3 separate regions of the Homo sapiens genome follow, and regions 2 and 3 are each linked to region 1. A link is a loop called in an ENCODE intact Hi-C map of the cell type or tissue named here. Cell type or tissue: IMR-90. All regions are shown on one strand. Each heading gives the region's core, and the rest is flanking DNA. Links, peaks and the distances in the headings are about the cores only.

What was found. Hi-C counts contacts between places; a loop is a spot of excess contacts. Peaks named below come from ENCODE experiments on the same cell type or tissue, not always from the same donor. Only the 100,000 strongest peaks of a DNase experiment are listed, where the experiment ranks them.
Region 2: it touches region 1 in a loop (4-fold over the local background); 7 of 110 quality-filtered maps call a loop at or near these places.
Region 3: it touches region 1 in a loop (11-fold over the local background); 5 of 110 quality-filtered maps call a loop at or near these places.

Annotation. Positions count from the first base shown.
Region 1 is chr4:173,985,554-173,996,421 of GRCh38, forward strand. LOC105377543 (a long non-coding RNA gene) reads right to left here and starts at 5,413. Exons shown (of 4, transcript NR_188468.1): 1 at 5,154-5,413. In IMR-90, for the core only: a CTCF peak has its summit at 4,763 (motif pointing left); no DNase peak of the experiment used is centred there; H3K27me3 peaks cover 222 bases.
Region 2 is chr4:173,514,478-173,525,345 of GRCh38, forward strand. LOC124900815 (a long non-coding RNA gene) reads left to right here and starts at 2,119. Exons shown (of 4, transcript XR_007058371.1): 1 at 2,119-2,275; 2 at 3,060-3,150; 3 at 4,154-4,335; 4 at 4,418-5,822. LOC101928409 (a long non-coding RNA gene) reads left to right here. Exons shown (of 2, transcript XR_939467.3): 2 at 1-265. It also overlaps a transcript of SCRG1 not described here. RefSeq lists enhancers at 3,683-4,882, 4,459-5,045, 10,267-10,808. In IMR-90, for the core only: no CTCF peak of the experiment used is centred there; a DNase peak (open chromatin) is centred at 7,844; H3K4me3 peaks cover 422 bases; H3K27ac peaks cover 450 bases; H3K27me3 peaks cover 5,886 bases.
Region 3 is chr4:174,314,385-174,325,252 of GRCh38, forward strand. It overlaps CEP44 (centrosomal protein 44), which reads left to right. Exons shown (of 12, transcript NM_001040157.3): 10 at 1,782-1,906; 11 at 2,146-2,183; 12 at 2,951-5,944. The coding sequence ends at 2,999. Among named protein-coding and RNA genes, the nearest start is that of CEP44, 36 kb to the left of the region's middle. In IMR-90, for the core only: a CTCF peak has its summit at 4,981 (motif pointing left); a DNase peak (open chromatin) is centred at 6,227.

The DNA.
Region 1 (10,868 bases), core at 1,318-9,317:
AGGGTTGGTATTCTAGCCTTCTTCTGTTTGGAGAATAGTTTCTCAAATTGTATAATGTTGGAAGTAACAGAAAAGATGGTATTGAGGTGATGGAGCATGTGACCTAAGTGATCTGAGAAAGTGATAGAAAAAGAAGTTGGCATTCACAGGTCCCCGAGACAGGCCCCAAACAAGATCTGTCGGACGAATGTATAGGCCTTGGGTGTCAGTCTTGGACTTTAAGAGAACTCTGTGCAGAGATGGAATGCAAAGAATGTACATGAAGAAGATAGATAAATGCATAAAGTAAGTGATCCTCTAGTGATCAGAAACATTTTCCTTCACTGTCCCTATATTGCCTCTTAATTTCTGGCCTTGACCTTGTTATTAATTGGGCAGAGTGGATTATAGAGAAGACAACAATGGGAAAAGTAGCTAAGAGCAACATCACTCCTTTGGACTAGATTGAAGCTATGCAAAATGATTTTCAATAAAACCCTCTCTGCTCAGTTTTAAAAGGTACAATCGTACGTTCACATAAAATTGGCTTGTGCATAAAGAAGAGATGGGTTATAATATTTGTATATAGTAAATAACTATATTTTGAGATCTTTACAATTATAAAGGTATTCTAGCAGAATAATTTGTATAAAGTAGCTTAAGTAATAATGGCATTTCAATTAAACCTTGAATGGGTTCCTCTACAGAAATTTCTAAATATGGGGTATAATTTTGATCTGACATTCAGCCCATTGTAGGATTTACATTAAATTGTGAACCACTAGAAAATAGGAGAGTATCTCCTTTTAGTTTTGTGCAATGCTTAGTGCACCTAGAGATCTTAGTGGGTTTTTTTTTAAAGCAAGTACTAGTTTGGCTAATGAAAAATTATTTTTAAAAGATATGTCAACTAGACATCTCCAGTGTGCCATGCCCAAGATTGTATTCTTGATCTTCTTGCCAAATATGTTCTTCCCATAGTCTTCTACATCTTAGTAAATGACACATTTTGCTCAGGCCAAAAGCCTTAGAACCATCCTTAACTCTTCTTTTTGTCTCCCATCCACATCTGATCCATCAGCAAATCTTATGAATGTCTATTTGTTAGGGTATAGGCTCAGTTGCTCTAATAAGGAGATCACAAAATAGAGGCTAACAACCTTAGAGGTTTGTTCTTCCTCACGTAAGAGTTCAGGGAAGATGGTAGTCAGTGCTCCATGACGGGGACAGATCTGCCTCCCTCAAAACATTCCAAGTGCCCTGGTTTCTAGAAAGAAAGAAGGAAAAAGGAGAAGCAAATGCAGGGCAATTATCATTAGGAAGATAGCTTGGAGTCTGCACACATCTCTTCTACTTACATCTCACTGGTGAGAACCTAGTCATATGGACAATCTTTGCTACAAAGGACGCTTGGAAATGTAGTCTCTAGCTGGGCACCCATATGACCAAGAGGAAGGGGTGAACAGATTATGGAAGACAGCCTATGATCTCTGTCACAGGTTTGTATTTCCAAAATATATCTAGTCTCTAATTACTTATCACCTCATCACCCCCATCATCACACTACTAGAAGCCCCAATTGTTCACCATTGCAATATCCTCCTAACTGGCGTTTCTGCTTCTGTTCTTGCTTCCCTAAATGTATTCACAACTGCCTGTGATGATGTTAAAACACATCTGACCAAGACATTTTTTCTGCCCTTAGTCCTGCAATAACTTCTCATCTCATTATGAGTAAGAGCTCATGGTCTAGCCTCTGCTACTTCTTGACCTGAACTTCTACTCATACCAGGGGCTGCTTGTTGGTTCCAACATGTCCTGTTATGCTTCTTCCTCCCGGAACTCACAGCCATGCAATCTAACATCCTCTTCTTCCAGCTCTCCCCCAGGCTCACTCCTCAGCTTCAGGTCCTGATTCAAATGGCTCCTTCCTGGCAAGGCCTTGCCTGGACACCCTATTTAAAACTGCAGCTCTTCCATCACTTGAGACTCTAGCTCCTTTGCCTGTTTTATTTTTCTCCTTGGCTCCTTCTGTCATACTGTATATTTTACTTATTTGTCTTGTTTCTTCTCCCCTGCCACCGCCAGTTTACTCCCCAACCCCAGAAGGTTCACTCCAAGATAGCAGATGTTTTTGCCTGTTTTGTTCTTAGCATCTTATATAGCATCTGACCCCATAGTAGTTGCTCAATAAATACATTTAAGGAAATTATAGAGAGAATAAATGTGTCAGTAAACCTCAGCCATCTGATTTTCCATTTAAAGCACAACCTTGGTATAGATATCTGGAAATTAAGGAAACAATCTGATAATAATAATTAATGTGAAGCTATAAGACCAGGAACTATGAATGAGCTATGGAAGAAATCTCAGACTTGAAATTGGAAGATTTAAATTTAATTGCCATTTTGAGACTAACCTATTTATGAAATTTAACGATTAGCTTCCTCTCTTTCGGCCTCAGTTTTCTCAGCTAAGTAAAGCATAAATATGCACTTCAGAGGTATTTGGAAGCTGAAAGATGTGAAAAAGACAATGCCATATCTGAAAGTGGTCGCATATATTTATTCTTAAGTTTACAACATTTATTAAAATAGGAATATCATGGGATTTACTAATTTCAAGAAGTTCATCTGGGTCCTTTGGATAAAACAGTCTTTTTCTGTTTTATGTTTCAGATTCTAACCCTAAGGTTGTGTTGAACCTCAAAGATGCCTTGAATATATTTAGTAAAATAACTACAGTAATAGTAACTAGAAACTTTCTGTATGTAGTTAAGTATTTTCATATAAGTTATTGCATTAAATCTTCATAAAAGCCCTATAAGTACCTACAGAAACATATGATTGTTGCAGGCTTTATTAATTACAATTATAATAAAATGAAATTTAAAAATACTTCAATGTTGGCACTAAGGTACAATTAAAAAAAATTGTTTAAACATAAAATCAGTATTTTTTTCCTGAAATGGGTGGTTACTTACATGGTAACTTTTCTCCATTAATCTATTATTTCCTCAAGTTCAACCAACAAAGAATGTCATAAATTTTAAAAGTAAAAAGCAATTTCTTTCAAAATAATTCCCTCTCTTACACTATGATAAAAGTGCATGGGAAACATTACTAAATCAAAATTAACTGCTCCAGTGTCCTGCCTAAATTAGAAAAAAAAAGAACATGTATTTCTGTGCATGTTAACTACACATAGCCCCATTAATAATTTTTTGTATAGAATTTATAAGCGCAGCGAACTTAGAAAAATTAAGCAAATCATAGAGAAAATGACAGAGTTTGGAAATATCAAGGAACCAGCCCAGATTCTCTGCTAATTTAGTTTCGGGACATGAGAATAGTGCTTTTTTATCTCAGACTTGGCTCAAGCTTGGGGAAAAACATTTCCCCAGGAAATTTTAGCCCAGCTGAAGCAATTGATTTTTACTGCTTGTACCCAGCATCCTCATTTTTCAGCGCTACTCAATGCACAACCACTCAGCCATACACATTCGGATGGTTATTCAGAATTGAATCAACAACTTTGACAGAGTCAATATCTCTGCTGGCCTGTAACAAAATGGCCTTGTTATTCCAGAAGATGGACAAGAACCAGATTAGACATCCCAGTTTCCTAGCTACAGAAATTTAGACAATCAAAAACAGTGTTGGAATATCCAGTGTTTCTTAAGATACCATGGAGGGAGCACATGCTTCAAAAAGGGCATGGTGCAATTCTTCAAGAGGATAAAATGTATCATATTCTAAAAAATACCTTTAAAAATGGACAACTCAAACTTCCTGTTATTTTATGGATGAGTCTGGACACACTCACAAAACCTTTTTCTACAAAATTTTCAGTTTATCGGCCACAGTGGTGGCCATAATAAAATTCTTGACAGTATTACTTTTAACGCAAACAACAGATAACTTCAACTGATTGAAATAAAAATGTAAAAGCTCCCTGGATGTTAAAAGAATAACTGAATGGCTCCTTGCAAATCTTCTACCTAGATAAATTTTGTTCTGAATATGGAAGTTTTAGTATCACCATTACTTTCATTAAGTTTTATAATGGTAGCTAAGATAAGTCTAGCTCAGAAAATGCCAGAGTGTTTTAGGTTTAAAGGGTCACTTCCTTAATAGATTGGGGTTGTGTCAGATCTACTTTAAAATGAGATAGTACATATAAAAATACTTTGAAAAGTTAAAAGCATCACATAAAAGCAGGACCTTTCTTAGATGGAAACCCTGTTTTGGAAGCACTTAACTATAATTGCAAATGCTGATAAATGAAAAAATAGGTCACCAAAAATGCTTTCATAGGCGTTTTCTTCCCCAGTGCAAGTGCATTCACTGATGAGAAGAATCTATGCCATGCGGTAACACAGCAAGACCATTTAAATACCTATCATGTAATAAGTAATCAAATCCGAGGGCTCCCTTGGGCTTTTAGCTCCAGGATGAATTTTTCCCCACCCTTTTTGGCCCTGTGTAAATGTAATTTTGTTTTAATAATGTTTTTAAATTATGGTTGTCTAATAAACATAATTTTAAAAATTGTCCTTCAAAAAGGACTCACTTTTCAAGACTACTTTGTAAACCAGTAAGCTTCTCCTGACTTGTTCTCCTCGAAGGGTCTGGATGGTTTCATTTACTTCTTCACTTTTATAGGAAAAACAATGTAAAAAATTTTTATTATCGATAGAGCATTAAGAAACAACTTCATGCAAAACAATTAGTCTGGCCTTAGGTTGTGCCCTGTAAAGCTGTTAGATAGCTCTATCTCCCTCTACTGGCAAAGTCAGCATCCCAGATTCTGAGTTCCTTGACCCAAAGAATGTCACCCCCAGAAACAAACAAGAAAACAAACGAGAGCTGCTTCCACAATTAGCCCTAAGCCAGACAAGACTGGGAATTTTCTTCCCATCTTACAAAGAAAAAGGATTACCATGAATAAGCAGTGTTCAGAGGAAAAATGGGAACTATTTTCCTTAAACATTAAAAAAAGTACCAAGAAGATTCTTGGAGGTTAAAATGCAAGTGCACAATGATCCGTGTGCAGAGAATGTGACTTTTTTTCCAGGATAAATAAAAAAGAACTAAACAATTTGTAGAATGCAGTCACATCAAATCTGATGGTGGAGAATGTGTGTACATTTTTTAAAAAATCAAATACCTTACCTTCTTGATAAATGGCTCATAAGGGCACTACTACCAGGAGTCGCTGAAGGCAGAACCCGAGCTTAGGTATTTTAAGTGGCATTACATGTTCTCTTCAAGTTCATAGGGTTAAACAGGTAAGTGGTTTCACATGTGGTTCCTTCCTAAAAAATGAGGACAATAATGATGAGCTAGCCACTTTTTTAGAGGTGGAAAAAAACTAGTTAGAATCCACGCTCTCTGGAGACAGAGTTCTGCAGTAAGTGGAACCTTCTGACGATGGAGCCTGGAGCCAGCAGCTGGGTTCTGTCACCCTGACTGGGGCGGCCCTGTTAGTGTAGCGTGACCCCTGGCGCATTCGCACAGATAATACCGGCACCTCTTTTCACTCTAATCTCCTACCCGTCTGAGCAATTCAGCAGGAGATAGGGGCATTAAGGCCGTATTATTCCAAACAACATTTAGCTGAATGGTAGCTGAAGATTGTGACAGCAAAAGACAAATTCTCCTGGTCAAATACTTTCCTTCCCAGAAAACCTTCCTGTTTCAGTACTTTTGAGACACAAAAATGTCATTAAAATGGAACCAAAGCGGGAATCCCACACCATCCTTAGCTGAACCTAGGAAAACTTTGAAATTCCAAACAGAATTTCTTGGAGTTTCTCATGCTACAATGGCCTGTGATAAATAACACCAAATAGCCAGATAAAGAAGGAATCATTTATTCATGTATTTGCATATTTTGTTGACATTATGCCATATCTCCAGATATGGCTGTTGTTCACAAGTGAGCAGAGTTCCAGGGAGAGATGTACAGATAGCCTGTTTTTGTAATATGTATCTAAATACTTGGTGGCATGTAGCCAATCTTCCTGGAAGGAGATGGTGTTATAAGCCCATAACCTAGGTCAGAACTCTAAATGCCAATGGCAGAGTGTTGCTTTTTATGTTGGTGATACAACATCGTCTGCATTTAGATAGCTGATAATGTGTTTTCTCAAAGCTGAAGGGGCAAAAGTAAAAACTTTCTTAAATGTTTACAGATAATTTTAGTGCTATAACTGTAGGCTAACATTACTTTGTTTTTCAAAGTGGGAATCTAAGTAAATTAATATTTAATATATATTCAGGAAATTAACAGCACTCTTCCTGGTTGCTTTTTCTATTTCTGTTGTTTTTCCTTTCAAAATATACAACAACAGGATTTTGCTGTGATGTTCTAATAATTTAATTTGGGTTTTAAAATTCTAGCAATGGGACTTATGGGAAAAAATAAACTATCTCTCCGGTAATCTGCAATGCCTGGTGCTCTGAAATAAGATCAGACAGTGATCAGAGATGATTCTTTCCTGTGACAGGGCACTGTGTTTTGGCAAAAGCTGATTATTCTCTTAGTTTTGTCTGTGCAGAACATGAGGTTGCTTATGTGCGAAAAGTTGCTGGGTTGCTACAGCCAAGACGTCTCACACTTTGAGGTCCACAATGGTTATTAATTAAGAATAATAAAAATAATGTTTAAAATCTCCTTCTGGAAAAATATGCGTATTTCATACTTAACAGGAAGTGAATACAGCAATGAAGAGCTGTTTTACATATCTTTTAAACAATAATGAAAGACTTGTTTAATAATAAAGATTGGAATTCCTACTTTGAATAGCATATTATATAGCACTATAATTCATACTTCATCTGAGAAAAATATATTTCCTGCGTGTCAGCCAAAATAGGTTCATTTGATGTTGTTCTGTTGATCAAAGGAAGTAGGCTCACTTTGTGGGCATGTACGAACATCATGTCATGGTTAAAACATAGCCAAATAGGGTTGTGGGAAGAGCTAGATTAAAAAATAGGCAAATGAAGCAATCTGTCCAGGTCACTGAGCTACATAAATCACTAGAATAAATAATAAATATGATGCCAGGAAACTAGGTTTTCTGCAGAACACTTTGTACATAACTGATAAACTGTAACTTGGTCCCTCTCATAATGAAAATAAAAAACATTTCTTGCCTTTGTCCACAACAGTCTATTTCTTGATGAGTATTTAATTTTGGCTGTGATTCGCAAGACAGCGTAGAGTTCCAGGGAGAGTTCACTAAAATTCAGAAACAATACAAGACTTTACTGGAAAAGTGATTTATTACATTATTGAAATAATTATTTAAAATTTCAATTGTTTAATATACTCCTTAAAAAATTGTTTATCCCAAAGCATTGCAAATGCAAATTGAAAAATAAAGAAATGCAGATAAATGAGATGATTTAACGGGCATGAAAGCCGGGAGAAAACAAGCATTTACATTATTTTGAACTAAACTTTCTAATTACACCTATGCAAGCTGTAGCAAATGATGGAAAAGTGTAAATAAAAGACAACTTCCCAACTCTTAAAATATCTTTTTAATGGAGTAACAAAAACCAATTACAGCAGCAACGGCAAAAAGCAATCATAGGAATATATTTAACAATAAATATTCACAGAAGAAAACTATACTATTGGAAGTAAAAGTATTCATGACAACAGGAAAGACATTCCCTATTCTAGCATTGGATGTCTCAATAGGATGATGCCAGTTCTCCATTAATTAATTTATACATTTACTGTAATCCCAATAAAAATACCAGTGACTTTCTTTTTAACAGAGCTAGGCAATTTGGTACTTAAATTCATGTGAAACAATAAACACAGATGACTAGCTAGAAAAACACTGAGAAGAAAGGCAATTAATTAGCAGGGGCTAGGCCTACAAAATAAGAGAACATACTACAAAGCATTTTAATCAAAACAGTGTGATGCTTGTGTGTGAACGGCTAAAAGACCAACACAACAGAATAATAATCCAGAGATAGTCCCGCTATATATGGAGATCTAGTGTATGGTAACGGTGCTTTTCAAGTGACTGAGGTAAAAAATTTTTTGTCTCATTTTTAATAAATTTATTGGGACAACTAGATGGCCACTTGGGAAAAAATAAAATTAGATTCAGCTTTTGCATCAAATAAATCAGAGATGTGGAAGTAAACATGAATTATACAGGCACTACAAGAGAGCATCAGTAAATTCTTCTCTGGGTGAAGAAAAACTTTCTAAGTATAATTGAAAATCCAGATTCACCAAAGGAAACTACGATAAGTTGTACTATATAAATTTATAAATTTCATGGCAAAAAATAAGAAAGCTAAATATTATAAACAAATTCAAAAGACAAATAACAAACTAGGAAAAAATACCTACAGTATATATGACAGAGAAGGCCAATTTCTGTAATATTCAAAGAACTTACAAAATTTGAAGAAAAGAACAACAAAAATCCTATAGGGGAAAAAAAGATCAAATTGTCATGAACATAGAAGTCACAGAAAGAGATATAAAAATAGCCCTTAAATATATGAAAAGATGTTCAACTTTACTCATGTTAGAAAAATTCATATTAAACTTCAGTGAAACACTATTTCTCACCTGTTAGTTTGGCAAAAAGTCAAAACCTGACTGTATACTTTTTTGATGATGACATTGGGAAACTGAAGTTCTCATACATTGCCAGTGGGAACTCAAAATGGCTCAATCTTTATAAAGTGGAATTTGCAAAATTACTCATTCATTTAACATTCTAGGAATTTACCATAAAGACAAACCTCTAATTATATGAAATATGTGTATGCATATGTATATGCATATATATATGGTTATCTATTGTAGCAATTGTAATTGTGAAACACTGGAAATTACATAGATGTCCTCCAAGCCTAGGAGTTGGTTTAATTAACCATATTACAAACACTCAAAGGAGTACTATGCAGTTGTGAAAAGCAAAAAAGATCTTCATGAACTTATATGTAGTGATTACTAGAAGACATTGTGAAGTGCAAAGTGAAAAGTGCAAACAAGCGTATGTAGTATGCTACCTTTTGTAGAAGAAACAAGAGAAAGTAAGATACATATATCATTTATCTTTAAAAACAACACACACACACACACACACGAAGTGTAAACCAACAAACAAAAGCTTTTATTATCTATAGGGTCAGGGAAGAAATGAGATTAAGGGGCTACAGAAAGGAAAGGTGTGATAATTCTTTGGGTATACATTTTTAAAATAATTTTGAATTTTTTGGAGCATGCTAATGTTTTTGGAAATCAAAAAGTAAAATTAAGTCAGCAAGGGTGAGAAGAAAATTCCTAGTATCAAAGCAAATAGAAACAAATGGACTAGAATGTATTTCAAATGAATGACATACTCACTTTATGGGGGGGTGTGAAAAACTAATCTAAGTAATTAATGGTATTTGACTATATACCCTCAGTCTTGGGCAGAGTCAAGGTAGGAGAGACAACTACAAACAGATTCTGAGTTCCTTTTAGTAGAAATTTTTGGTTATTTGTAGTGATATAAGAGAAGCAATTCTGAAACTATTGGATATGTTAAAGAATTAAGCAAATAAGCAAATGTGTTTATGTTGGGAGCCAGAGATCTCAAATGGAAGAAGGGACATACAAACAAGAAACAGGGGATGGCAAGAACCTTGTGAGGATTCATGATTTCTAAAACATTTACATATGCATATAGCTATTATGTGTATGTGCATATATATATGTACACACATATACACATACACATATACACACATATACACACATATACACACATAATGCACACATATCTATGCCTACGTGTGTAAACATATGTGTGTAAATACATATGAATAGGTATGCCTGTATATGTATATGTGTAAATAAATGCAAATCTCTTAATTTTCCTAGAAGGAATGAGCAAACTTTGTCTCTAATGCCTCTTGAGAAATGTTTGATTCCAGAACTGAGGCAGGGTGAGAAAATTATTATTGTAAAGACTAGGTCGGGCAAAAATCACCAATGGGAGCTAAATCAAAGGGGCAAATTTGATAAAGAGCAGGATATTTGCATGGACTTGAAAGTGTGACTTATAAATTTCTACTTCTTGAAAGGAGAAAAAGTAATAGCTATACAATGGAGAGGGCAGGCAACACCCTGATCGGATGATAAAAGTTAACAGTATCAATGGGAGGCAGATGGACATGATGCCCTGAGAGGAATATGGCTTCTACGCAGTATTCTGACTGAGGCTTCTCTAACTTCAGTTAAATAATGAAGAAACATTAGACAGGTACAAAATGAGGAGTTCTCAATCTTTCTTTTCTTTCTTTCTTTCTTTCTTTTGAGACAGTCTCACTCTCAATCTTTCTTTTCTTCTCTTTCTTTCTTTCTTTTGAGACAGTCTCACTCTCAATCTTTCTTTTTTCTTTTCTTTTCTTTCTTTCTTTCTTTCTCTCTCCCTTCCTTCCTTCCTTCCTTCCTTCCTTCCTTCCTTCCTTCCTTCCTTCCTTCTTTCTCTCTCTCTCTCTTTCTTTCTTTCTTTTTCTTTCTTTCTTTCTTTTGAAACAGTCTCACTCTCGCCCAGGCTGGAGTGCAGTGCCGCAATCTCGGTTCACTGTAGCTTCGACCTCACAGGTTCCAGCAATTCTCCCATTTAGCCTCCCTAGTGGCAGGGACCACAGATGGCTGCCAGCATGCCTACCTAATTTTTGTATTTTTTTTTTTTTTTATAAAGACAGGGTCTTGCCACGCTGCCCTGGCTGGTCTCAAACTGCTGAGCTCCAGCTATCTGCCCACTTCAGCCTCCCAAATTGCTGGGATTACAGGTGTGAGCCACCACACCTGGCCAGAGAGCTCCATTAAAAACAAACAAACAAACAAAT
Region 2 (10,868 bases), core at 2,869-10,868, 470 kb before region 1:
TTTCTCCCTTCCCAAGGCTTTACCTAGGTGTAAAAGTTCTTGTTACTCATGAACTTTAAGTTTAAATAAAAAAGGGGGGAGTAATGATGTAAACTCTTTTCATGTTGTAAACTCAGAAACAAAGGGATCAACTAAGCAGGGTGTGGAACAATCGACCCCTTCTACCCATAGGTCATTAAATGGCTGCTGGATGCCAAAAAGATTTTAAGCTAGAACTGTTTTCCTTTTCAAGAAATATGCAAATAAACAAACAAACTCTACCAAAGGATAGAGCTCTTCAGGTCATTCTTTTGTTTATGTCTCCTGCAGCTTTTCCTGTTGCATAGTCCCAGCTAATAAACAACTTAAGCCACTCTTACAGTGAAGTTCAAATTGCAAAATAAGAGACTTAACTGTCTTGTTTAAAGGTATGCTATATATCAAGTCACAAGGCAATAATATCTATTCTATCCTTTTGCGGCAATAAACAGACCCGCCCCAAAACACAAAATCAGATGGCCTTTTCCCACAAAGGCAGGTGGTTAACAATAGGATTTCCAAAGGGCACTCATTTATGTTGGAAGCTGATAGGCATTTCACATAGTGACCAGGAGAAAGAATGGGTCAATGTTTGTAATACCCAAAAAGGTGGCAACTGGGGGAAACGGTGGGGCAGGAAGGAAATGGAAGGGAGTTGAAAGCATCCTTGGTTTCCCCAGCTGTTTGCAGAAGTTGGAACATACGGTGCCAGGATTTTTCCAAGATGGCAAGGGATAGAAAGTAAAATTATTACCCCCTGCCCCCCGCCAAAGAATGCCTTCCAACAAATAAAGATGTATTCGCAGTTTGGAGACTTTTCTCCTTCCACAGGAAATGAGCAGAGGTCACTTAGAACCAATTCTCATCATTTAGTAAAAATAACAGGGTGATAATAGAAGCAACAGAAGGAGTCAAGGTGTTTGTGCTAAAAAAAAAAAACTTTAAGTTCAGGCCTGGCCTGGAGTGGGAATATCCAAATGGGTTCTTCATATTTCAAGTTTTATAGACAGTCTTTTCCCTAAAGGATATACTTTCATTAGGTCATAAATGCACCAACAGATGAGAGAGGGAAAGAGGTGTGTGTGTGTGTCTGTGTGTGTGTGTGTGTTTGCATGTGGCCAGAATGGCAGAGCAGGTATGGAGGTCAGGCTGTGCGGGGAGGTGGTGGGGCTGTGTGTCACCCACCTGTGAGGGCAGCAGCCAGGGACTACGACTTCAGGTGGCCCTCTGTGCCTAGGCTTCTCCTTGGTTATCTTAGTTCTCAGGTTTCCCGTGGGTTCCACTGAGGCTCCTAATTGCTCCAAATCCAGGCATTTACTTGCCTAAAGGCCACAAGAAGTGGGGTGGGGACGTATCTTTTTCAGAGAGTTTGTTAAAAATTTAACTCAGAGAAGTGTATTAGTTGGGGCCTCAATGCCTGAACTTGGGTGGGAGAAAAATGGGTTGTTTGGCGACTTTCATTTCTCGCTGGACCCCAATTCCCCAGATTGGAGAGGTTTACCTCCTCCAAAACCCAAGGGGCCCAACTGGGTGCCCCTCGGGGGCCAATGCTCTTCATCTTCCCACTCCCTGTTCCATGCAAGAGAGGACTTTGCAGACAGAATCGTCCTGACCCGATAGCCACGTAGGCTTCCTTCCGAGCACTTCTCAAAGTGAGTCTGGGTTTTGCTACCAGTATCAATTAGCCGCTTCTGGCGAATCCCAGAGAATGTTTAATTAACTCCACAGCTCTGATTCACACTTACAGGTTGGTAGCAGTTTAAAATTATTGTAAAACACCACCCGGATAATATATTTACTTTTTGTCTAGGCCAGATTAGCAAGACACGCGCACACACTCTACGTTTAAGTCACACCCTGCAATGCAGAGAAAATATTTCAATAGGCATCTGCAGGCGGCCGAGAAGAACTGGAGCAATGATTATTTTCCTCCTTTTTTGATTTTCTGTTTCTAAAGAAAGCACTGGTATCAAGGACGAGTTAGGTAATGCGTATTAAAAGGCAAGCAGGTCGCTCTCGTTTACGCCCAATCATAGTTCATAGTTCAAGGAAAACTGCCTTTAATTGACACCGTGTATATTCCTCTGCTCCTCTCAGGCTGCCCTGGCAGGGACGCCCCAAGAGTATTTATTTCTAGGGTTGGAAACAAAACAACCAACCCCGTCTACTGCGTAAGAGAGCGTTCCAAGATGGACTGCCGGAGAAAGGCTTTTTGACCCCTGTGGAAATTAGTCATATTGACAGACGCCCAGGGAAGGTAAATTACCCCGCGCGCTGACGTTACGCAGAGGCGCACCGGGTTCCGACTCCACCGCGGCGCCGAGGGGGCCAGAGGCTCCCAGTTCTTCCCCGCATAGTTCGACAAAGCCCTACTTTGCTTCCCTGGGTCTGGGATCTCAACGTGAAGGGGGCCGAGAGAGCGGTGATAAGGTGCTAGAAAGGAAACGGCAAGAGGAAACTAAAAAAGTGGAGAGAAATTTTGTGCGCCGTAGTGCTTAGCAAGCTGGGGAAACGAGGAGAAAACGAGCAAAGTCTACAGGGGAGGGAGAGAGGGAGGAGGCAGGGAAGGAGAGGACCACGAGGCTCCCGGCGCCCAGGCCGCCACTTGGGAGGTCCCGGCCCCAAAGCAGGCCGGGCCAACCGTCCCCCCGGGAGGCTCGGGGCTCGGGCGGGGTCACAATTACACCTCGGCTCCAGGCGAGGACTTAAAAACCAAGTGGTGGGGACTGCAGTCTGGAAGCAAGGCCCTGCGGTCATCGGAGGGGGGCCAGGCCCGTGCACAGGAACCTTTTACAAGGCATGTGGGTACAAGAAAAAAAATCAAAATAAACCACTTTCATCCAGCATGGGCAGTGAAAAGAAAAGCTGCCTTCCAGAGGGGGCGAGCGGGAGTTTTGAAATTCATTGTGTGTTTTGCCTTTATATAAGGAGTTTTGCGTTTTTTACCGATAACCAAAGGGGGACACTAGGGGGAAGTAACTGCTATTTTTTTTTTCTGGAGAGGGCTGAAATAAGGGGTTCACCGGTTCTTTCACAATCAGATGGTGTCCCAGGACTGCAAGTAACTGCGTACATCCACACAGCGCATTACACCAACCTGAGAAGAATCCTTGCGTGACCGGATTGTTTCTGGTATAAAATAGGGCCTAACGGTCCCATCTCTTTTCTTTTAAAAAACTGAGTCTGTGGAGGGGGCTTATTGGAAAGCATCAAAAGAGTGGCATCTGATTTTCTGATTTTACCGGAGATTGGACTGGAGGTCTTCTTTACTAAGAGTAACAGGCGTAGCCACAAAAGAGCCTGGTCTGGTCGCAAAGTAAAGGCAAAACTAGTGTGGGCCCTTAGCCTCGCCGGCCCCGGCCCTCGGAATGCAAAAGGCGAAAGCTCCCTCCTGGGCAGGGCCAGAGCGAGAGCGAGTGAGGAGCTCCTCCCGGACCTCGGGCCTAGCTTCGGAGGTATTTTTAGCTCCTCTCTCTGCTCCCCAGAGGCTCTTTTGTAAGCTTAACAGAGGCTCAGCAAGCTGCCCTCACCCCGAAGGGCTGTGGGAGGAGGCTGCCCTAGTATCTTGAAGAAAAAAGAAATTGCCTATCCTTAAGTTTAAAACAATATTCGCTCTCTCTAGGCTCCCCTTCTGTTCTCTCGTTTTTTTCGCCCGCAGGAACACTCCAAGTTCCACAGTTAAAGAGGACCGGGAGGGCAGGAATGGGTGGGGCCTGGAAATCAGCTCCGAAACTGGGTGCGGCACACCTTCCTCTGCCTTTCTGCCTCTCTCCCGGCCACTGCTGCTCCACGGGAGCCAGTCTTGGATACCTAGGGTGGGGGACAGGGGGACGGGAAGAGCCTCGGTTGTCTCCAGGTAGGCAGGGAACCCGGAGCATTTATTTAAAGTTACTTATTTTTTTAAAATAAAGGCTTAAAATAAGTCCAAATGTTTCTGCAACAGAGTTTCCAACACACTGTTCAGGAATGCGAAACTCGGGACCCAGACTAGCAATCCCCAAGTGGGTGAATTCTTATTATGTAGAAACCTGCTCTCTATGCTCCCCCTCTCACCTTGGAGAGGCCTCAGTACAGCCTTCGGGCTTGGGCCGCAGGCTTCCCTGGACTTCCGCAGTCCCCCTTCTCCCCATTCCAGAACCTGCCGAGCCCCTGCTGCATCTGGGACCCGCCTTCACCGTTTCCCAATCCCAGCGGTTAGCCCCTGCGCCCCCTTTTTGGTCTCCACTTTGCCGTTCGAAAATGCCTAGGTTGGTGGATCGACCCTCCGCGGAGCAAAGACGGATGGCTGGCAGGAGCAGGTTCAGGAGCTGGGCCAAGGTATTCTCTGCTTCCGCCTTTGTGTCCGCCCCCCCGCCCCCTGCTCCCCGCTTCCCGCCAGCATCTCTCCTTTTCTGCTCAGGAGTGTTTGGCCCGGCGGTCCACCCCGGCTTCCCGAGATACGCTAGAGTTGCCCCCACGTCCTGTCCGCCGCGCCCCTACCCACCGGGTTGCCTTCGGGGCCCTTCGGTGCTGTGTAGTCGGCGTGGCGCTGTGAGCTAGGCGAACAGGAACCCCCAGGCCCGCCACGTCTACGCTATTAGCAGCCAGGTAGCCCTGCGGGTCGAAGATGCTCAGAGGAGGAGTAAATGCAGAGAAAAAATAGAGGAAGGAATAAAAAAAAAAACAAAACAAAAACACGTAACATACACGCACTCAAAACCAACTTTGGGATTGGACTTTTTCAGTTTCACACGAAGAGACTTGGAGTATCTGGAGAAGGTTTTTGAAGACGTTTAGGAGGGAGGGTGAGTTTTCTGCTGAGAAACTCAATCTGCCATACAGTAGCGGCCCCATCTGGGATCTGTCACTGCTGACAGCACCAGAGGGCACAGCCGTGATCTTCTGCACAGCCTGCACTCCCCGAAATACCCTCCTTAATCAAAGGATGTCTGCGCGCCTGAGCTCAGCTGACCGCGCCGGGAGCACCAGGGCCGTTGGATTCCACCCCAGCCCGCCCCCTCCCCACGCACACAGCCACGGCCCCTCGCGTCTTCGCGGCACGTTAATTAAATGCGGAAAACAGACAGAGGCTGATGTCATTGCTCTCACAAGATCATAAACGTAAAAGAGTCATCCTGTGAGAATCCCTGAAAATGACTTTAATGAATAATTTCAGAGACAGTTATGACTTTGGGTGATTACTGAGCAAGAATATGAAAACCAGATTTGCAAAGCGAAGGCGATGGTCAAAAGGCCTGGCAGTTACTTTCTCTCATTAAAACCGCACCGGCTTTCCTTCTTCGCCAAGTACTAGTTACCAACTGAGGTTGCGTTTTCAGGTTTTCTTCTTCAAAATAACAGTCTTCTTTTCCTGCTTTTCTGCCTTATCCTAAAGACAAAATGTCAGCTCCAGGGAACGACATTAACAACCCACTTTAAATTGAAGGCAACTCTGCACTGGCGTCAGTGGCCATTGGCTTCCATCTTTTTACAAAGGTTGGATTTACTGCCATCTTAGGATCATATCTCTTTTGGCCTCTTCTCTAGGCAATGTATTTAATGAAGGTTGAACATTCTCACTGACCCTGAGTCAGTGCACTGTTTGTTGTAAAGGATCTCAGCTGGTGGGGCAAAAAACAAGTTCCAAACAACCTGCCTTTACAGAAGAGTCTCCCTGACTCTTTAGTTCTAGGTCACCAATGAACTGAAAAATGATTTGGTGCTACATTAAGGAATATTTTCAAACACTCCATCTGGCCATGGAGAAGCATCCAGTTGGTTATATCTGGTTGCTCATGCATTAAAAATACTATTTGAGAAAACAACTAGGGTGTTAGTTGTGGAAGTGGCCTGGTGAGTACCCTCTGATCTTTTGCACGAAGTTTAGCTGCCTGCAAGTCTGTCTTCTTTGCTTGAAAATATAAACTGGGACTCTCTGGGCCTGTGTCCCATGTGGATTTATTCCACTTAATTCAAGTAAAAGTTTGTTTATACTCTGAGCAAGAAAGTATTATAGGCACAAGTGATGTGGAGTTTTCAGTTTGCTTGTTTTTTGCTGTTGTTTGTTTGCTTTTGAGCGATCTGAGTGATTTAGAAAACTAATGTGTCTCAGTCGGCTCCACCATTCAGACAGATCATAGAGAACCCACTTACCAGCACTCTAGAAAACTGTACTTTGTGCAGACATTGCCTGATCCTCCCCTTTCTAGAAGCACAGATAGGCCAGAATCCTTCAGTCACTGAGGACACAATTGTCTAAAAGCCTCATTCCCTATCATTAGCCCCCAAACCGCAGAGCTGTTTCCTTCCCTCTTGGCTCCAGATAGGGGTGGGTGGGAGAGGGGACTAGGCTCTCCATGTGACATTTCCCTGACTTGAGAGGAAATGTTTCTTTCTGATTCTAGATTACATGAAGACACTTTGGAGTTGGTGTATAGGGTTTCCTCAAAGAACTGAGGTAACGTGGACTTTAGGGAATTTTCCTCAATTGGATTCCCTGTTTATTTGTGATACTATTTGTGTCCCCCAAATAGATCTTCTTGTTGCTCCACTCACATCATGAGCAGTTTTCCTTTTCCTCTAGTTACATTCACTCTAGCTTCTGACTGAAGACTCTGCTTGCCCTTTGTAGCCCGTGCAGGAATAAACAGCATCTTCTGGATTTGCTTTGAATCCTTGTGCTGCCCAATGAGTCAGAGGTGTAGGGTTGATCCAATAATATGGCTAATTCTCTCCCTGTAAAGACTTTAAATAATGTAGGCCTCTCTTCACCCATCCCCCATTCTCACCATCCTGGACTTCACGCGGGTCATGGAGAAGGTGTCCAGGGTGGGAGGCACGCTGGGTGGGTGTGGCCTCCTTTGGCACAGTGGTTCGGCATCCTCTGGGGGAGATTTTGAAAACTGCAGGCTCCGCGTCGAGCCCCTGACCTGCTGAATCAGAATTTCTGGTGAAGGTAGGGTGAAAACGGGGCTGAATTTGTCATTGTATCAAGTTGTCCGGGGAGTGGAAAGTCCAGGTGTTGGATTAATCCCAGCACCCCTTACTTCAGAAGAGACCAGGCTATCCCGCAGAACGCTAGGGTCAGAGGTCTGGGGCATCAGTCAGCCCGTCCAGGAATTATGCAAATATATGCAGCCTCTACTCTGAACACTGGGACGTAGTAGGGGACAAAGCTGCCGCCAGCCGTCCTCGTCCTTGCGAGGTGTCAGTGTTTGCGCCAGGGACAACTCCCTGGAGGGCTGGGGGAAGGGAGGGGCAAAAGAGGGTCCAGGGCCTCAGCTCGCTATGTACTTTAGGGTTTAATAACAGGTGCAAAGGCAGCTGCTAAAAGACATCGCATTCTGTAATCAGCTTCTGCCAGGCTGTCCGGCTAAACAGAAACTCCCACAATTTTGGCCCGAGGGCTGTAGGGCGGAGCGGGTGCCAGTGAGATGAGGGCAACCCTAAGAGGTGGCATAAGAGCCTTACCCCTAAGAGCCACCCCAACCCCATCCGGGGCTTGCACCGGCACCGCCTGGGCCGCAGTTGTTGCCTCAGGGAAGCTTCGCCCTGGCGCAGGGATAGAGCAAAGAAGCGACCGCATGTGGAAGGCTTTCCAGGCGGAATGCTCCAGCCGTAGCGAGTTGGAAAATTTAGAGTGGGGAGGGGGCAGTAGAGATGTTAACTGGCCCCTCCTCACCCCAAACAAGGAAAACACAGTCTTCTGGGCTAAAAATACATATTTATGAAGTCCCTATACGCAGGCAGGCGGCGCGTTCCAGCTGCCGGCCTGGCCCAGGGAGGACTTGGCCGCGCGGCCGCCGATTACACCCAACTCGGCTGGGATGGCTCCGAGCCGTCTGCCCTGACGTCAGCGAGGCTCCGGCCCCGCCGCGGCAAGATAGGCGAGCGCGGCCGGGCGCGGGTGCGGCACTAATCACTCCCAGATGTCCCTAATAGCGGAGATAAAGACGGACAGAGCGGCCGGGAATAAATTTGTAATCAGGGCTCTACCATCTGATCATCAAAGCGGCCCAAATGCCGGGAGAATTTGAAGGGAATGCGTGTGAGGGGGGTCGCTTGGGGGAAGAGGTGAGGGTGCACTTCGCGATGGGAACTGGCTTCGGTAGGGTAGAGCAGGGAGAACAGGGCGAGAGATCTGTAAGTTCGGTGCACGTAAGTCGGATACTCGGTGCTCTTTAACCTCCATTAGCCCTCAGACCGAAGCCGTTTAGCGGTTCCAGGCTGATTGGAGCTGCGCAGTTGCTGTGCGGGAAGCACGCGTTGCGCAGCGGCTGGGTGGTAAGGCGGCGCGATGAGAACTGTCCGGCCCCCGGAAACGTGGGATTGGTTTCCTCTCCCGGAGTTCTCCCCTCCCCCTTCTTTCTAAACATTTAAAAAACACGTAGTCCGTCTCCCCCAACCCCCATTCCCGGTAGACTTAATCCCAACAGCAATTCATTGCACCGCGGAGCTTCCTCAGGGAGGGGGCTGTTGGAGCCTCCAACCAGGGTCCTGGGCCCCAGTCTGAGAATGACTCCTGGGTTTTTCTCTCCAAGCGATCCGCAGGCTCTGACAGGCCAGGAGTCGCGCGCGTCCGGGAGACTCCTTAGCGCCCCCTCCTCACGTGGAGATCTGGACTCTCAGGAGCTGGGCCCAATGGAAGGAATGGGTACCCTTGGGTCACCAGGGTCCAGATTCGGCCCTCTACGGCGCCCATGCCACAAGCCTCCCTCAAGACCATCTCTGCTTGGCACCCACTAGCCAGCTCCTTTTCCAAATCTAGGAGCCTGGGTGGGACTCACAGGCAGGGAGAACTCAAGGCGGCTGTGGAAAACAAAATCGCGTGCCGCCCGCGCAATATTTGATTAAAGCTTCAGGGCTAACTGAGCGGTTTCTTGCGCTTTGCAGGCCCGCAGTGTATGTTCAGTCCCAGTTTTCCTGGCACCCTTTGCCCTGCTTATGTCCCCTGCACACACCTCAGGCCCTTGCAACTGGCCCGGGTTCTCTCTGCAAATCTGTAGTCTGGGAAGGAACTCCCGGGTCTCGTACTCCCTGCCGCTTTGCATTTGAGCTCTCACCTTCCTCACCCCTTCCTGCGAATTCCAGGTGCGCTTACCTCTCTTGTTCTCCTGCTACTTCACCAATCCGAGCGGGAGACTAGCTCTGCAATTCACGCCAAGCTGGGGCAGCGGCTAGCAGAGTCTGGTCGAAGGAATTGAACCACCTTCCACTCCCGACACACGCACAAGTGCTAAGAGGCCCCCAGGCTGCGCTCCCTGGCACGGCTGCTACGCTCACCTCATCACGACCAAGCAGCCTGGTGCTCCTACACCTAAGGAGGCAACCCAGACCCAGAGGTCCACCCTTCCTAGATGCCTGGGCCTGCTGGCTAACCCATCCCGAAAGCTGGAGCTTGCTGTCTCGGCCTGGAAAAGCCCTTTAAGTTGCTGTCAGTGCCCAGGCAATTGGGAGCGGGGCCCCCACTCTGCAGTTTTTCAAATTGCTTCCCAAGCTGAGAAGGGGTTTGCGCGCGCGCACACACACACACACACACACACACACACACCGTCTACAACTGGCCAAGCCTTTGCCCCTCCGGTGCTCCAGGGTTATCAGACGCTGGGCCTGCACAGCGGTCTGGGGCAGAGCCCTGACAGCCAGATCTACCATCAATTTACCTTCCGCCGCCGCAGCTTCCCATTTAGCTTTTAACGTCAAATCCTACATTTTTGTCGGCTCCGGCCTGTCTAGAACGCTTGTGATTTCCCTGCAGGAGTGATTGCTCTTAACAAAATGGCAGCAACCACATTATCCGAGCAATTAAAACAGAGGCCTTTTAGCCGGTCCCGCAAGTAGAGGCTTGGAAAATTTTTTTAAACAAAGAAGAAAAAGTTAAAAGAGAAATAAGTGTTGGAAGAGAAAAGCATGGAAGCTCAGAAGAAACGTCTGCCCAGTACGCCTTTCACTTCCTGGGACTTGACAACCTGGGGCGGGGATGTTGGGTGGCTGAGAGCGGCTGGGGTGACAGATAATCTGGGGTGTCCTGCAGGTTGAAGCATCTGGTCAGTTGGGGTGTGCGTCTGGTTAGGGGGTTCAGCCGCCTGCAGTGTCAGGCAGCTGGGCATTCTGCCGTCTGGGGTGTCCGGTCTGCTGGGTGTCTGGCTGGTTAGGGTTTCTGGCGAGTTGAAATGGCAGGGCGGGTGGGGTGACCAGGCCTAGTGTTGCTGGCCCTGAGGAAGAGGAGGCAGGCTGTGCTTGGCCGGGGCCAAAGAGGAGCGCAGGTTTAAAAAGCAAGTGTATTAGCAAGTTTCTCCGTAGCAATGGTGCGCCAGGGTCTTTTGGTTTCCCTCTGTTGTTGTTTAATAAGCCAGAGAAAGTGTTAAATCTGCAGAAGTGCCTTAAGGCCCAGATGGCGGAGACCAGCTACACAAGGTGCAGAGAAGCGTAGGTGCATGGTGAAGATAACTCCTCTCCGTTTCCTGTTTTTAAAACCTCACCTCCTCCGCCACTGTTTACTCCAACACTTTGGTAGGCTCCTTTCTTCCACGTCTAGGACCTGATGGCTTTCTCCTGAGCAGATTAAAATAAAGACGCGGAAGACAACTGGAATCAGGAGAGGGAGGGAACCACTGGATCAAACGCAGGAGGATTGGGAGAGCAACAGAAAATCAGGGCGCGCCTCCCCCACACCTCCTCCCCATGCTATAAACAAAGGCAAGTGTCTGTAAACACAGCCCCGCGCCCACCAGGTCGGCCCAGCGCCGGCTGACCCAAGGGGAGAAAGTTCAGATCGCTTTGGCCGAGTTGTTCTAACCCCTCGCCCTCGCGTTGTCAGCCGCCCGCAGAAGTCCGCAGAGCCTCTAGCTTGTCTCTCCCTGGGCACTTCT
Region 3 (10,868 bases), core at 1,655-9,654, 330 kb after region 1:
TAATGTGCAGTTAACTGATCTGGCTATTAAATATAGCTGGTGTTCTGTAATGGTCCACTCTGTAGCCTCTGGAATCCTCTGTAGGAATAACTATGAATAGCCTGCCAGCCTGCCAAATACCAGCTTTCTCCCACCATGAGGCACACTCTTGAATAAGGTTAGACACCGCAAAGTCTGGACCCCAAAATGGAAGACAAAGAGAGCCATTCCTTCACCCTTTATCTGTCTTCCCGGACCTGTTTCCTTTTCCTAGGGCCCCCTCCTCTTTTTGGAAAGATGTCCGAAATGTTCAGGACAACTATCTGTACCCACAGAAAAAAATCCAAGATTTAGTGCATAGTAGATATAGTTCCTGCCTAATTTCAAATTATTTCTTAAAATAACCTCTTGTCCATAGCTCCTACTAAAAGATCTGGGTTTAGGTAGTCTTCAGAATTACACCCTGTAATCTTGACCTCCAGGCTTAGCTAATTGGATTAAGAGTAGACACCTGACCCAGAGAATTCCAGTTCAAAGTGTGATGAGTCAAATTACATTCTCTCTCTTAGCATTTGGAATTAGGACACCACGAGTTAGTTAGTCAAATGATATTGAGCCTGGGCCGGGCTGGCCATGTGGTGGAAGTTTACGCTGATGAGTCAGCAGAGAAAGCCATTCTACAGAGAAGAGCTGAGGGATGGAGCAAATGGCAGAAGTAGGCAAAAGAGACTGTGGCTCTATGAGAGATAAAAATTAGTCTTCTAGTTGTTTCAGTTCTCAGTGGTAATAGTTTGTTCCCCAATTAAGGTTGTCTGTGTAGGCTTACAATAAAGCTCTCTTTATGTGAACCAATTTAAATGGGTGTCTAATTTTTTTTTTTTTTTGCATTGCTTTTGCAGCCAAATGTATTCTGACTGAAACACAGGGTTTGTAGGATTTATTACATTATCCGTAATCTTCTCTAATTGATATTTTTGTAGGGGAGATGCCATCATTTTGTCAAATTAATATTATCAGGATATTTGAAATGTTAGGTTTTTCCGTTTTTTAGAAAAAGAAATCTGTGGATCTTAAATTTTTGCATTACTTATTTTCATATATGTCAAATCAAGTTAGAATGTTTCTTGATTTTTAAAAGATATATATGGTCAGTTATAGTAATAGTTGTCACTTGCCACAGAACAGTAGTAAAAAAATTTGTGAAATGCTTAAATGTTGCTGAATAAAAGCATCATGACAAATTCATGGATACTAATTATTTAATGTAAATATCACCATTTTAAGAAAAGAATACGGTGAAACCCTGTCTCTACTAAAAATACAAAAAATTAGCCGGGCGTGGTAGCTGGCGCCTGTAGTCCCAGCTACTCGGGAGGCTGAGGCAGGAGAATGGCGTGAACCCGGGAGGCGGAGCTTGCAGTGAGCCGAGATCGCGCCACTGCACTCCTGCCTGGGCGACAGAGCGAGACTCCGTCTCAAAAAAAAAAAAAAAAAAAGAAAAGAATATACATGATTGATTCAATAGGTTATATTTTAAAATAAATTATTAACTTACCTGTTTATTCAAACTGATTGCTATCATGATAATAATACTGCCTTTTGTAATTTTTATTGGGCAATTTTTAACATCTAGATCTCCATATGAAAGCTGTTACCTTAAGAGTACTAAAAACTCTTTGATCTATGCGGATAGCCATTTTTAATTAAAATAGTATGTTTTTCTTCCATCTGTAAATAATATTTTTAGATATTTGACTCTTCTGTGAAAGGAAAAGGTAATCTAAAACTTAATTTCTTCACAGACAGAAAAAGCGAAGTAGAGAGGCCAGCAAGTATTCCTCTGTCCTCTGGCTATAGTACAGCATCATCAGATTCAACTCCCAGAGCCTCTACTGTTAATTACTGTGGTTTGAATGAGATTTCAGAGGTAAGAAAATGCTTAGATTATTTCCTTTCTAAATGAGGAAAACAAGCAAGCATTAGCTTTTGTTGTAAATATTGCTAGCAAGAAAAATAGCAAACGCGAATCTTAGTCTCTCAAAATTCTTTCATAAGTAAACAGTACTTAATGCAATGTTTCAAACTGTGTTTTGTACATTCTCGGTCCATCTTTGATGATGGTTTACTTTGAGAAATCATCTAAATTTGTTGCTTTTTAAATTAAAGGAAACAACAATCCAGAAAATGGAAAGGATGAAAAAAATGTAAGTAACAGAAAGGGGCAACAGAAATTCATTTCTCTATAGGGAATTGTATTGGATTACAGTATATATAGAATGTGCATGTGTGTTTCAAACCTTAAAGGTCTCTCAATCAGGTGTGGAATTTCCTTCAGGACTCCACTGGATAATAAATCCACCTACAGTTATGTGTTTGTGAGATGAGTCACTGTTTTAGTTTCCAACAAGCGATTTAAAACTTGTTGGAATTGTTAATGGAATTAACTGCAGAGAGAATACAAAGATATTTTTGGTTGGTAACTAATCAAGAGTATTATCTATTTTTGATAACTGATTTATCAAAATATTAAATAATATATATAGATGGATGGTTTGGAGACATTTTCAGTGTTGTGAAAATATCACTGGTGTTTTTCGGCAAGTTATTGATGAGATACTAAAAATGATGTTTTTGTCTAGTACAAATGGTGTGATTTTTCTAAAGAGCAGTTCAAAGGAAATATGAAATGAAATTGCATATAAGATGATTATGCAGCCTACTACTATAGAAAATTATAATATTATTTAGAAATGCAAAAAGTACTTAACTTACACTTCAAGAATATGACTCATAATCGACTCCTCTTTGTCTTCCCTCTGGTCATACTTAAGTTTATTCATAGTAACTGTACTTATAGATAAGAAAAATATTCAAATTTATTTTAGGCTAAAAAGCATAATTTCAACAACTAAAATGCTATGCTTTATTATGAATTATTGATTTACTTAATATATTATTTATTATATTTCAGGTTTGAAGAAACTGCAGAGTTACTGAAATGTCCAAATCACTACTTGTAGGATTTTCTACATGAACTTTTTTCTAGGACTTTGGTTACTATACATATTGTATATTTTAAGAATTCTTTATACAATTTTAATATACTGCAATACTGCAGTTTTTGACAATTTGGATTCCATTTGGTATATGAATTTTTGCATTCATTATTGAATAACTCTTTTAATATTTTTGAGCAATGATTATACTGCTTTACCTTGTGTCACTTTTTTTTTTTTTAGGAAAAACTCATGTTCCAGTATATTTCTCTTACAGAGTGAAGTCATTACAGCACTGTATTTCTGTGTTGACATTTGTTGGCAGTGTGCTAAGTAATGTTTTTTAAAGCACAGGCTTGAGGACTATGGTTTACATCCTGTTGGAAACATTCCAAATGGGACTTGTGTATTATACCCAGGAGGCTCTCATATATACCATCTTGGCATCTGTACTGATGAATAAGTTATAATGAACAGTTAAAAATGCTCATTGAAAATTAAATAAAACAAAAAGGCAGTTATTTCATGCTTGGTCAAAAACATCAATACCTTTCCAATTAACACTGAGAAATTAAGGTTAAGATTCTCCTTTTGTACTGGGAAACAGGCTGGAGGACTATGGTCCTCAAGTTTAGACCAAGAGGACTATGGTCTCAAGGTTCACCATGAGAAATGTGTTGAACATTTTAGTATGCTCTATTGTATAATTTTTTTGGAGGGGGGGATGGAGTTTCGCTGTTGTTGCCCAGGCTGGAGTGCAATAGCACGATCTTGGCTCACCGCAACCTCTGCCTACCGGGTTCAAGTGATTCTTGTGCCTCAGCCTCCTGAGTAGCTGGGATTATAGGCATGCACCACCATGCCCAGCTAATTTTGTATTTTTATTAGAGACAGGGTTTCTCCGTGTTGGTCAGGCTGGTCTCAAACTCCTGACCTCAGGTGATCTGCCTGTCTTGGCCTCCGGCGTAACACTTTTTAAGACCAGTGTAACAGAAAGAGAATGTAGCCATTCTAGCCACCGTTAAAAGATACACAGTGAGGTGTTGTGTTTTGTTTTTTTAATGATGAAAAGTTACACATTTTTTGGAGAGAAAAGTCTTAGCTGAAGGTAAATCAATGGAAAAATGAAATTTATTTTTAATATTACTACTATATGAATTATCTTTTTTTAAACTTGTAGATAAAAGTGTTCCAGTAATCAGAAAATCCTCAAGAAAATTGACTTCATTATTTGGAAGGAAAATTAGTATTTTTTTTAATATTATATGGACCATCTGATTATATTTTATTTATTCATCTATTTATGGTATGTATGTATAATTCTATATTACACTGTCAAATATAAAATATTGTTATATGAGTAGAAATCACTTAAATTTTTTTTGTGTTTGTGAATTTGAAACAGTGTAAGAAATCACTTTTAAGAAAACATTTTTAGAATTCCTTTGTTTTTTTTTTTTTTCTTTTTGAAACAGGGTCTCACTCTATTGCCCAGGCTGGAGTGCACTGGCGTGATCTCGGCTCACTGCACCTTCTGCCTACCGAGTTCAAGCGATTCTTGTGCTTCAGCCTCCTGAGTAGCTGGGACTATAGGCCTGTACCGTCATGCCTGGCTAATTTTTGTATTTTTGTAGAGACAGGGTTTCACCATGTTGCCCAGTCTGTTCTCAAACTCGTGAGCTAAAGCTACTCGCCCACCTGGATGTCCCAAAGTGCTAGATTCCATGGGTGAGTCACCATGCTTGGCCACATTTTTAGTATTCTAATAAACAGTTGGTCATCAGAACTTTAAAATGGTAGCCTACAGAAACATACAATTTTGAATTTAACAGAGTTTCAGTAAATATTTCCAGAATTAATGAAGCATGTTAGCTTTAATTTTTTCAATTGTGAGAGAAGTACATTTATAAAAATTAAGAGGTTAAGAGGTTATAGTTATAAGGGAAAAAACTTCTGTATCGATTAACTCCTAAAATATCAGTACCAGCATGGAATTATAGCACCACCTTGTGGTTAACATGCCAGTATTTTACCTTTTGTTAAAACAAGTGATTTCCCATCAAACAGGATAATATTTTTTCCCTTTTGAAAAATTCAATTTTAAAAAGAAACATTTTTGAAGTTTTCTTATGGAAGATAGAAAAAAAGTTAAGTCTCTTTCTACCCTTTCTTTTTTTCTTTATATAGTGCAGATATACACACAGAGAAGGGACTTAAAACATTTCTAATCTCCTAGTTTATATACAGTGTGCAAAATATAAGTAAGTATATATTGAAAATATAAAATATTTCATATATGTTATCAGGTGGAAATTTAGAATCCAAATTTTCTTAAACTTTAATAACTTGTCTAACAACTCTCTAATAGGGACTAAAAATCAACTCAATATATCATACATTTACACTTACAAAGAGTCTTTATCTAGACAACATAATTTTTGGAAAAATAAAGCAAATTCAACTTTATTGGAGTTATTGGACAGATCAGCAAATTGTTATTTTAAAAAGTTTTCTTGTTTAGGCAATTTGGTAAGTGGTTTCTAGTTATAAACTAGCCACTGTTGATTAACTTGAGAAGGTGAAGCAGGGGAGTTCTGAAGAGATTACCTAGAGCTACATAACCCTAAGTTAAGTAAAATTTTCACTTTCATTCTTTTCATTCTCTCATAAACTGGTTGAAAAAACACTGTACTACCAACAAAGGTGTCAGTTGCTTGTGCTGCCCTGTCTATGTTATGCTCTGAATAGGTCTCGGTAAAGATTATATGGAAATACTATAAAGAATACATAAGGTAAAATACTAGTCAGAAAGGGTTCAGAAGAAGTTAGCATCAACTGTATGAAAATTCTAGGTAAAGCTAAGTACTATTGAGTTGGAAAAAAGTAATTCTATCATGTTTGCTTGTTTTCCTCTACTGTTTTTAATGTGATGTTGTAATATATTTTAAAAATAAAACTTGAAAACGTTGGGACTTTGTTTCATGCCATTCATTACTCATAACTTTATATAATTGATACACTCTTCAGGAAGCATAAAAATTAATATAACCTTCTCAATTTTATAAACTACAACACTTTTTGAGCTCAAATAACATTGTAACTTTGATTTTTACTTTTTAACAGTCCCCAGGTTTGTCTCCTTTCTTTGAAACTGAAGGCATCAAACTGATCAGCGTGGAAGGAAGTGATGTTTATCTTAAGTCCTAAAGAGTGAACAGAATATAGCCAGGGAAGATGGTTTACGCAAAAGGACTAGCATAAACAAAGGCTTGAAAGGAAGAGCATTTGAAAGAAATTCACTAGGGCTAGCATACTGAGTGTGCTCTGTGTGTGTGTGTGTGTGTATGTGTGTGTGTGTGGCTAGAGGTCAGTTGACACAGGCCCAAGGGGCAGCTTGTATCTTATTTACTGAACCATTTAAGCAGCAGAATATGATAACCAGATCTGAGTTTTTGAAGGATTTATTTTACCGCTTTAATATGGAGAATGGGTAAGGGGGCAAAACTAGAGGCAGAGAAATCAGTGGGAGACTATTACAGTAATCGAAGAAACATAGTAAGAGTGACTTGAATTATGATGACAGTGGAGATGGAGGGAAATAATGGGATTTGGAGCAAATGTAGTACTTCCAGTTTAAGGACTATCTTCAATCTAGTATCTGGACTGAGAGATAGCAAAAAGATACTACACTAGTGTTTAATCTGTTATCTTGCCTAATTGGTTCCGTCTGGAATCTTGTTAGAAGTGCAAAATCTCAAGCCCTGCTCTTGACCTACTTACTACATTAGATTCTTCATTACACAAAGAACCCAAAGACATTTGTAGGTACTTTAAGTTCAAGAAATATTAGTTTACATTCACATACTTCTTGTTTTATTATCATAACTAACATTTGAATCTAAGCCTTCAAATTCAGATTCTCCGGAATTGCTTTTATCTAAATATATACAGCTTCTTGCAATTCACATTTAGTATCTTGGCCTCCTTAGCACCTTTGGTTAGCGTTTTAGGGTTTTGAGTGCATTTAGTTAAATGATTTTTTTTCCTCAGTCAAATAATATATAAATAGGAATTAAAACATCCTTTCTTCAAAATTAGGTGTAAGCTTTGTACAAATAACTTGTTTGGTCCTCATCAATAATGATTCTTTACTAAGCATGCACAATTCATACCATTAGCCTCCATCTTTGAAATATCTGTGTTTATGTTGAAAAATTTCCTAGTTTTTTACTTTTAATTATGTTGCCCAAAGTACAACAGGCAATATTCTGCATACATATTTGTTTTTCTCTATTATGTCATAGGGTGACTTTTCTGAAGATATGGAAAGCAATTATTAGAGATCCATGTTTCACATTTAATTTAAAATTCAGTATTATATGGTCTTACAAACTTTTTCTGAAAATCATTTGTCAAGGAAATCTCATTTGAGTAGTAAAATGAAGTAAATGAAGGAGTAAAAAAAGCATCTTAAGTTTAAGAAAATACAATATTTAGAAAGCAGTTTCCATAGATGAATTAGGTGCAAAGAGAGCGAGAGGAGAGGAAAACAGAAACCACTAGGAGTTCTTAAACTTTACCCAATCAATATGTATCTTGCTTCAGATTTGCCATCTTCTGTTTAAGTAAGCTTTGATTTACTGGGTAAGAATCTGATTATTGTTTTTAAATTCTGATCATTGTTTGTTGATATTCACACTAGGACATTTAAAACAACACCACAGCTGAGGACTTTTAAATGAAGATCAGTAACAAACATCAAAATGTTTAAAATTTATTTATTTTTTCACACTGCCATGAGAAAGTAGAAAAATGTTTAAAGTTTAAAAGCATTTCAGTATTCCAATTATCCTCTCAATTTCGCACCATTTTTTAAAATCATCATTCTCTTCCACCTTCACTTTTTATATACTATGCTTTTCCACTTTCTGAATGTGCTGGGCTTTCCATGACTTTACAAATGCTCTTCCATCACCTAAAATGTTCATTTGTTCTCCACTCTTCATTTCCTATCCTCTGCACCACATTGGCTGGTAGAATTCTACTCATCATAGGGGCTTCAGATTAAACATAACTCCCTCCAAATAATGCCCCCTAGGTCCCTAGAATAGTTTAGATTCCCTGTTTATGCTATGAAAAGCACCCTGTAATTTTTCTTCATTTCGGTTTGTACATTATAAACCTACTATTTGCAATTGTTGCTCAAGGTTGTCCTCCCTGCGAAACTATGAGTGTTATGTGAAAAGAGATCCTGAATTTTGTTTACTGATGTATTCTCCATGCTTAGCACAATGCTTGGTACATAGGACATTCTCATTTTATTTTGTGGCTTGACAAACAATTAAGATGTCCTCCCATCCCCCATATTATGATAGAATTCAAATTTTGTAAGCAACTGTTAGCTGATTTTTAAATTCAATATCTGAAATTAATTTCATTTTAATGTCAACTTTATTGTTATACTACATTTCTGTATTTGGTCACATATTTAAATGTAGAATATAGTATGTAGCATTAATGCCCAAGTTGGTAACTTTTAAAATAGTTTCTCCATACTTTAAGCACTGATATTTTTGAGCCTAAATGTGAGATTTTCCTAATAAAAAGGTGAGGAAATTTAATGATATTTTTGAAAAGTTACTCAAAAAAGTACACAGGTCTCATTTAAAGCACTAAAAGGCAGCAAATTTTTAGAGAAAATGATATTTCTGTTTGCGGCAATATGGCATACAAGGTATTAAAAAATATAAAAAACTCCTGCAACAAATCATCAAACATTCTTGAAAAAAATATAATAAATATTTATCACAGATATCACAGGAAATTAAAAGAAATCCCTAAAGGCCAAAAGAAGAGGAAGCAGAAATTCAGAGTATTATGCTTGCCTGAAGCAGCAGCTGCCCTGAGAGATTGTTGATATTAGAAACTAAGGCCTTGAGAGGTTTTCCCCCCTCATGTTTCTGCATCAGCGTTTATTGTGTTATAATTTACATACGATAAAATTCACCAATTTCAGTCATACATTCATATAGCCACCACCATATTTAAGATATAGAACATGCCTCTTTGCAGTCATTCCTCTGATACCAAACCAGGCACATTCTGCCCATCCTGCAGTAAGCCAATCACTGAGACAATGAGTTTTGCAGTGGAGAAAAGATTTTATTCATGAGGCAGCCAAGTGAGGAGGTGGGATAACACCCCTCAAATTCTCCTCCTTGAAGTTGGGGCATTAGGGATATTTGTGGGATAAAGGAGCAAGGCAGTCCAATGCATGGAAAAAGTTAATTGGTGGTAAGGAAAAGTGAGGTAATTGCTGATCTGTGCGAGTGCAGTTAAGCTTCATGGCTTTTCATAGGATCCACGTTCGCAAGATGGTGTCGTTGGCACAATCTGAGGGTGGAGTTTTTGGCCTTCTGATGTCAAAAGGGCACTCATTGGGCATTCATACAGGCCATTGGAGGCTCAGTGGAGTCAGCTTGAACTGGACAAGAGCTGATCCTAATTTCCTGAAAAACAAGCAACTATTAATTACTATGGTGACCTGTACATCAGAGATGTTATCTATAAGGAAACTAGTGGAAGTTTAGTTACATATTGCTTAGTTGCATTGACTTTTCGCTATGTAGGTTTTAAAATCAACTAGAAGCAAGCGACTACAAACAAGGCAAGTTAAGTTTGATAGGCCTAATTAGGTTAGCCCTGGGTTTCACCTTGTCCTTCAGCAACCACTGATTTGCATTCCATCATTTTAATGTTGCTGTTGCTAGAGTTTTATATTAATATCATCATACCATATTTAGTCTTTTGTGTCTGGCTTCTTCCATGTAGCATAATGCTTCTGAGATTCATCCATGTTGTTGTATGTAGTAGTTCATTCCTTTATATGGCCAATGAATATTTCAGTGTGCTAACATACCACAATTTCATCAGTTGATGGACATTGTGATATGTCCAGTTTGGAGGTATTCCATTTTATAAATCTGCTATGAACACTGGAACATGTGTCTCTGGACACATGTTTTTACCTCTCTTGGGTAAATGCCTAGGAGTGGGATGGCTGGGTCAAATAGTAAAGTTATGATTAAGTTTATGAAAAACTGCCAAACTCTTTTCCAAACTGGCTGGCCCATTTGCTTTTCCCACTAGCAATGTATGAGAGTTTCAGTTGCTCAGCATCCATACCAACACTTGATTTTGTCAGTCTTCTAGTGGACGTGTGTGGTGTAAACCAAAAGTTAAGGCTCAATGTTATGTACTGTCTTGACATCTGGTAAACTGAGAAGGTTTCAAATGGCCTAACCAGAGGATCCCCTCCTCACTCTCCTTCCATGGATAAGGTACCCTAGCCAAACAACCACTCCTTAACAGAGGGACCAGACACTTACCCCTGAGTAGCAGGGTTTCAGTTCCATGCCAGCTGTGAAATTGTTCCAAGAAACCAATCATATATTCCTGTGGGAACCAGGGGATGTCTCACCCTCTTCATATTACAAAGTCTGCCTCCCACATCTCCCAGCTGTTCTCTGTTCCCAAATTCAACCCCCATAGAGCAGGCAGTGTCCTCCCCTATAAGCTGTGAGTACATATGACTAATAAGCTGTTATCAGTTTCATCTGCGTTGTGCTGGGTTTTGTGTTGGGCCTTCCCATAACCCTAGGTGGGAATTCCTCCCTCACCAACATGGTGAATGGGGGGTGATTAAAACAGTGTGTAATGGTCTCTCATCGTAGTTTTAGCTTACATTTGTCCAAAATGTTGAGCATAAAGTATTTATTTGCCATTAGTATATCTTCTTTGGTGAAGAGTCTATTCAAAGATATTCCCAATTGTATTTAGGTTGTTTGTCTTCCTGTTGGGTTGTAAAGGGCCTCTATTGAACAGTTTTGCAAA